Regions from separate parts of the Mus musculus genome. Here region 1 is linked to region 2. Evidence: chromatin contacts called from ENCODE Hi-C data. All regions are on one chromosome and are shown on one strand. Each heading gives the region's core, a stretch centred on a gene start or an enhancer-like site at or near the end of the contact. The rest is flanking DNA. Distances are from core to core; before and after follow the strand shown. Region 1 holds the start of N6amt1 (N-6 adenine-specific DNA methyltransferase 1 (putative)). Region 2 holds the start of Atp5j (ATP synthase, H+ transporting, mitochondrial F0 complex, subunit F).

Region 1 (3,588 bases), core at 128-2,627, 2.5 Mb before region 2:
AGTCTGTGAATCTTACCAGGTGCCTTCTTTATGGAAATAATCATTACGGTCTCAAAAATAACTAGAATTCCTAGCCTTTGTAACAAGGTCAGCTCTATTACAGCATACGAAGCAATGCAATTTGTAGCTGTAAATTTTTCTGAGCTGTTTTGAGCATTCAAGTTACAATTCAGTGCTCCACGAGATATTCCAGTAGCTCAAAATGCTCCACCATCTATGAAGAAAGACTGGTTTTATAGGCAGAAAAAAAGTGACAATATAAATAAACATGATGGCTATTTCGTTCTGGAGACACCCAGTAGGAATCTTGGCCATTAAGTTAATGACCCATATTCTTTCGGCAAACTATTTTATTAGAGTGATTATATGTATGTGTGCAGAATGGTCCTCAGCATTGTAACTGAACCTCCAAGAACAACCTGTAGTAGTTTCTGAGGCCGGAACTCAGGTCTGCAGGCTTGACAGCGAGTGCCTTTACCAGCTGAGCCATCTTTCCCGTTCTCAGCTCAAATTCTTTTCTCAGAAAAGTTAACATGTGGGCATTTACTATTTATGTCAATTAAAGCTATGGCCAATCCTTCAACAAATCAGGCTAGTGAAAATCCTACCGGCGGAGGCACGTGACTATTTAAACCTTCCCTAATAGTTCTAACCACATGCAACTAAAATTCTAACAGTTCAATTAAAAAACAAAACAAAACAAAAAAATCCCAGTTGCAATAACACTTTAAGTGCTCAGACGGCTAGTGGTTGTTCCTTGACTAGGTTGAGTGAATTTAATAGTTCACTGATCCTTATGTGTTCTTCCTTTGCTAGAGGATGTTATTCTTGCACTAAGGCGAGTTTTACATATTCACTTAAAAAAATTAAAATAGAAAATTAGGAAAGTTTTGGGACATCTTGCTTCTGGTTGCTAAACTCCGGCTGCTCCTCAGAGGCGCGTTTACATTCTTCAGATTAACAGCTAAAAGGCAGGGCAGGGTGACCTTGAAGCCGCAGGAACATCTGAGCGATGCTCTAACCCCAGCCCGCCGGACACGCCTCCTTTACCCCTCTCTGCTGTCAATCACCAGAAAGTAGGCCGGCCCACCACTTCCGGAGGAGGGCGGCAAGTTCCGGCTTCCGCCTCCCGGCCACCCCGTTCTCTCCCCCTGAGGCGCGCACCCTCCTCGCACCCTGCTAGCTCGGCCGCCGCCGCCTCGAGCGCGTCCAGTAACAGGAACGTGTCCTCCGCTGGCTCGTACACGTCGCGGAAGGCTCCGCGACCCACGTGCCCGTACAACGGCGTGGGGACACTCGGCGCCGCCATCTTTTCCCTTCCGCTTCCTATGGGCGGGCGTTGAGTACGCACGCGTCAGGCTTGCTGCGCATGCGCTTTTGTCTTACACTGGGTGGCGTTTGGGGTGAAAGAGCTTGTTGGGCTCTCTGGAACTTTTAAGCAACCTCTAACATCCGTTTTCAACTTGTGCTTACTTTTATCGGCTACCCTAATATTGAGCATCGTCAGTTATTTTGTACTAAGGTGACTGCTTTATTCTAATGACATTTGGAAAGTTTCTTCCCTTTTAAACTTGTAAGCACTTGCAAAAATAGTGTTTACAAAATTTATTGTTTTTTAAGCAACTGAAATGTAAATACCCATCTATAAGATTATGACTACTTTTATTTGCTTAATTTTGTTATACAGATTCTCACTGTCTTGGAATTTACTATGTAGGCCAGTCTGGCCAGGAACTCATAGTGATCCTCCACCTGCCTCTGTCTCCTGAGTGCTGGGACTATAAAAGCTGTGGCACCATGCCCAGCTTTTATGACTTTTAATTTTTATTTTGTATTTGACAATATTATACATGGATAACACTTTCATTCATTGAAATTATAGTTTGGGCTGGGCTGTGGTGGCTCTTGCCTTTAATCCCAGCACTCTGGAGACCGAGGCAGGCAGATCTCTGCTTGTTCTACAAAGAGAGTTCCAGGACAGCCAGGGCTACATAAAGAAATCCAGTCTCCGAAAAACAATGAAACAAAACAGAGACAATGGTTTGGAGGGCTGGGGAAGTGCTCAGGGGTTGAGACCTTGTACTGCACTTGAAGAAGACAAAAGTTTGGTTTCCTGCACCTTTGTTTGGTGGCTCACAACTCCCTATAACCCCAGCTCCAGGTTGTTGCTCTTCCTGCGTCAGTGTCACTGTTGTGCCCATACATACAGGCAAAAAAATAACATACAGAAAATCATAGTCTTTAAAAAAATGTAAGGGGCTGGAGAGATGGTTCTGGAATAAGGCTATTATTGAGGACTAGAATTTGGTCCCCAGTACCCACAGCAGGTGGTTCACAAACAGAGTAACTCCAGTTCCTGGGAGTTAAATCTTCTGTTCTCTGGCGGCATCACAAATACAGACTTGAAAATGGCAAGAAAGCTCTGCTGGTAAAAGGCAGGTAGGTGCTGCCAAACCTGAGCACATGGAGCAGGTCCCTGAGACTCACACAGTGGAAGGAGAAAACCTATTCTTAGAGTTCTCAGACCTCCAAGGGTATGGCAGCATACATGTGCACACATGCACAAACATCTAAATATAATACGGAAATATTTTTTTAGAGTGTCATGTGCCGCGAGAATTTGTTATTTTCACATGCATCCTTAAAATGTCTTTGGCATACAAGCAATGAAATGAAATAGCCGTTCTTTCTCAGTTGTTTCCCAGAGGATTTGTTTTTATGTATGTGAAGGTTGACTTTGCTCCAGGTTTGTCTGTTGCAATTCTTGAGACTGACATCCTTAGTGTTCTCCCACTGCTGTACACACAGTTCCTGGTGGGAGATCTGTTAGTGGACATACGGTTCAGTTTCTCTGGATAGTGCCCCATCACTCTCCAAACTAACCATACTTGTGTATACTCCTAACATCTTTTGGTGGCAGATTTATGAGTTGATCTAATATTAGAGATTTGTTTTAGATTGATTTGGTCCGATTGCTGATTGAGGTTAAGCCTGGGTTCATATGTCCATCTAGGGAATTTCTTCCTTTGTGACTTGTATGTACTTTCATGCTTAATTGTCCCCCCCTTTTTTTTTTTTTTTTTTTTGCAGGGGAGGGATGACAGGGTATCATTGTATAGCCTTGGCTGGTCTGACTAAATCACAGAGACCCCCCTAGCTTCTACCTTCTGCCTCCCAAGTGCTGTGATTAAGGGCATGAGCCACCATGAATGGCTGCACTCTTTTGTTTGTTTGTTTGTTTGTTTGTTTTTGATCCTGGGCATTGAGCCTAGGTTTTCAGACATGATATGTACACATTTTACCCCCAAACTATATTCCCAGCCTGGCCCCTATTTTTATTTATTTATTTTTTTACTTATTATTTTTGAGAGAGGGTCTCAGTAGCCCAGCCTGGCCCCTATTTTTATTTATTTTTTACTTATTATTTTTGAGAGAGGGTCTCAGTAGCCCAGACTGGCCTCGAGCTTGCTGTGTTGCTTAGAAGCTTGAGCTTCTGCTTCTCCTGCCTTCCCCTGCTCTACATTGGGACTCTAGGTTTATCCCACCATACCCTGTTGATTTGGTGCTGGGGATCAAACTCAGGACCTT
Region 2 (3,835 bases), core at 894-3,393:
GACAGGGAGGGAGACAATTGGGATATAAAGTGAATGAATTCATTAATTTTTTAAAAAGTTAAAAACTGAGCCAGAAGGCAGTGGTCCATGCCTTTAATCCCACCACTTGGGAGGCAGTGGGAGGTGCATCAGCGTTCAAGGCCAGCCAAACACAGGAAAACCCTGTCTGAAATCCCCTCACTCCCCCAAAAAACCTCCTTCTGGGGAAGAGCATGAGAGTTCTCAAAACTACCATTCCTCTTTTCGGTCCTGTAGGTTTGTTGTACAGTTGCCAGAGACTCAGATGAATCCAGTACTTGGCCCCCCTGGGCTCCTCAACCTTACTACCGCACTCAGTACTTACTGAACTGACTCAGTCACGACTATGTATCCCCAAGTTACGCGTCTGTACTTGTAGCAAAGATAAAATGGACGTAAATCCAGTTGGCATCCAGGTAGTAATACAAATACAAAAGAAAGAAAAAAGAAGTGCTAAAAAAATGGCCAGTGTTTAGTGGCATGGGGTACCTAAGAATGTGAGGGGGATCTATATAAATGTTTTCCTCTTGCCAGCAGTCAGTCCTGTCATTAGCTCAATCTACCTGTTTTAAAAAAATTGAGGTGGGGAGGCCAAGAAAGGGGTCAACATTTGAAATGTAAATAAATAAAATAACCAATTAAAAAATGCACTTATTTTGCTAGGCAAGGTAGTGCACACCTTTAATGCCGGCGCTCAGAAAATAGAGGCAGATAGGCCTCTAAACTCTAGGCCGGTCTAATCTACATAGCAAGTTCAAGGTCAGCCAGGCTAGAAAGTGACACCCAACACAAACTTACACGTACCCAGACACCACTTATAAGGTGCGCATGCGCACTTGTGGAGGTCAGAGAGCAGACAGTTCTCTCCTCCTTCCATCTGGATTCCAGAGGCTGAACAGTCTGGCTCGGCAGCAAGTGCCTTTACCTGTCGAACCATCTCACTGGCCTACCTAAGGATTTAGTTTCAAATGACTGTTTGTCATCGTGAAACGATGCGCTGGCACCATTCTCTATGCTGTGGACCCTAAGGGTGGAATCCCCTAAACTCCATCGTTGTGTTCACTGCACTACACCAACCCCCAAAAAAGGTCGGGGGGAGGAGTGGGGGAAGTTGGCAAGGTACAGTAACTTTCACTGACATCTTCGGGAAAGACGCAGAAAGTCATCCTATGCATTAGAACGATTGCACCGATGCGACTCTAGGACAGTTCCAGAAGGGCAATCGGTACTGCTAGTGCGGGGATGGCTGACTCGGGTGACAGACAGGTCTGGCATCTTCCCGAGAGACCCGGGAGCGCCCGGGGCTGTGCGCTCGGCCAGCGCGCCGAGCCTGGACCGCGCCCGTGCGACGGGCGACTCCGCCGCGTCCCGCAACGCGGCCCGGGCCACGCCGCTCCCCGCGCCCCTCCCCTCGGCTTCCCGCACAGCCTCTCCCGCCCCTCCCCACCAGGCTCCCTCAAGTCTCCACGAACGGAAATGGGAGTCGCAGCGCCGGGGACCCAGCGGAAACAAAACACAGAGGCGGCCGCGGGGGGGGACAAGCCCCGGAACCAGGCCGCCCGCGCGGGCCCGCGCTCCCCGCCAGCCCGCGTCCGCAACTCACCAGCTCCGGAATTCGTCCCGTGGCCCTAGCCCGCGCTTCCACAGCCGGCTGGGAACGGCGGCGGCGCGGGCTCCAGGTACAGCGCCTCTCCGGGCGAGCCGCGCCGCTCCCGCGAGTAGCAGGGTAAGGTCCCGGGGCCCTTCCCGTGGAATCGGCGCTAAGGAACCCCAGCCCCTCTCCCGCCTCCCAGGCACCCCCGGGCCTGGAACTACAACTCCCAGCAGGCTGCGCGGCCCGAAACGCCCGCGACGACGGGGCTCACGAGGCACAAACGCCCCCCAGCCGCTTTGGTTTTTTGTTTTGTTTTGGTTTTGGTTTTTACGCGCTCCTTTGTACCCCCACCCTACATCCACCTCCCCAACCCCAAGGATCGGGACGCTGACTCCGAAGGGAGCTTGAACTAGGGGACAGGCCAGAATACGCATGCGTACAGTGCAGTGTCTCCAAGAGGGAAAAGGGGGTGAAGTTAAAGTGTAGGAAAGATGGCGGAGTCTTAGCTGAGGGACCCGGAAGCACTTACCCTCCACTTCCTCCTCCTGTTTGGCTTCTGTCTCACCTAGAGGCGTCCGGTCGCAGACTCCCTTCGAGGCGCTTCCTGTCCGGTGAGCGTCGAACGACTGAAGCCGCGGCCCATAGTGCCTTGCGATGGCGGGTAGGCGTGTGTAGGCGGAGCCAGGGCCGGAAGTAGAACGGTGGCGGCGGCGGTGACTCTGGCAGCTCGGGACTCAGTGCAAGGTGACTGGGAGGGTAACTGGGCTAGCTCGGCCTCCTGGGACTGAGCTTCTGGGTTTCTTCACGAGGAGAGAGGGCTGCCCGTCACCTTTGCCCTGGGAGTAGAGCGCAGCCCCGTGTCCTTGGCACCGTCCTGGCCTGGCCTGGGGTCACAGGTGACCTCGGCCCTGCTGGGTATTCAGATTTGCCTTACGCTCACTAAATAAGACCGTGAATGCTCTCCTGGGAGCAGAGCGGGCCGACTCGAAAAGCAGAAAAGACGGGGTGGTGAGCCTGCAGCCCGCCTGGGGCAGCCCAAGGTCACGGCGCGCCACAGGCTTGTGAATAATGCAGGCGGCGATCGAGCCTCCTAAGACAGGAAAGGGCGATGGTGATATCCTAAAAGTTTTATATCCAATCTAGAAGTCATGCTTTGTCGATTGACTTTATGATTAGATACTCACGAGCAGCAAAGGGACTAGCCTTCGGCTAGGCTGGTCAGTCAACCGCTATAAATAGGAGAGCCGTGCGCCTTCCCAAAGCTACACCTCTGGGTTTGAACTTTGATTACCCCACCCCCACCCCCACCATGCTTTCCCCAATATTGTTACTATCAGACCTCTAACAAGCAGCAAGCTAGTGCAGGATATTAATTCAGTACGGAATTTGTCCCAAATGGTGTTCTACACTTAGGATGCCATTTGTCTTCCGTGTGATCATGAACAGATCGCATTCTCTATTTAATCTGAAAAAGTGAAAGGCAGTGAAGGAGAAACAACAAGTAGTTTTGGTAAGAGAGAATGTGGTCACTGTTAGAACGATTGAGTAGGACTTAGGAGGTGAGTATACATGTATGTTTGGGGTTCAGAGAGTACGCTAAATTAGACGTGGGGATTGGAAATCATTGTTTGGGATGGTGCGTTATTGAAAGTGAAAATGTATTTTCCCTGTCTTGTAGAAGAAATGACCGTCTTGGCAGTTAGATTGGGAGCAGGTTGACTGTGGAATGTTAGGTAAACAACCTTCTTTAGACATATTTTTTTTAATCACCTATAAGCAAGACTGAAAGAAGCACCTTCCCCTAACACTTAGAGAGTATTTCCTAAGTGGACAATATGGAAGTATTTTACAGTATTTTTAGGGCTAAAGAATTCTTGATACCTTACTAATTATGTCTTAAGTGTGTTCCTAGATTTCCAGGATGAATCAAGTGTGGTGTTCTTATTATAAAGTCTTGTCTACTTGCCTGTAGCTCTTTCGCCTGTATAATTCTCTGGTAGAGTATGAATGGCATTGATTTCCTCAAATGTTTTATTTTTATCGGGATCGGTGAATGAAAACTCGTGCTTATTTGATTTTTTTTTCAGCAGTACTAAATGTTATACCAGGTTTGTTGAAGTTGGTACTATTGACACTTTAGATAACTCTTCAAAATGAGAATAGGGAAGATTGCTATCTTTCATGTTGTAGGGAGTATAGCAGTGTGCCCGAACTTTACCCACT

What was found. A loop is a pair of places that touch in the nucleus more often than their neighbours do.
Region 1: a loop to region 2 is called in a map of heart, with 4 times the contacts of the local background. The contact joins the promoter of N6amt1 here to the promoter of Atp5j in region 2. A Hi-C loop is called at or near these places in 2 of 37 maps with a recorded cell type or tissue (heart and v-Abl transformed pro-B cells).

The regions. Positions count from the first base shown.
Region 1 is chr16:87,351,974-87,355,561 of GRCm38, reverse strand. N6amt1 (N-6 adenine-specific DNA methyltransferase 1 (putative)) reads right to left here and starts at 1,377. Exons shown (of 6, transcript NM_026366.2): 1 at 1,176-1,377. The coding sequence starts at 1,309.
Region 2 is chr16:84,833,330-84,837,164 of GRCm38, reverse strand. It overlaps Atp5j (ATP synthase, H+ transporting, mitochondrial F0 complex, subunit F), which reads left to right and starts at 2,143. Exons shown (of 4, transcript NM_001302214.1): 1 at 2,143-2,356. It overlaps Gabpa (GA repeat binding protein, alpha), which reads right to left and starts at 2,041. Exons shown (of 10, transcript NM_008065.2): 1 at 1,622-2,041.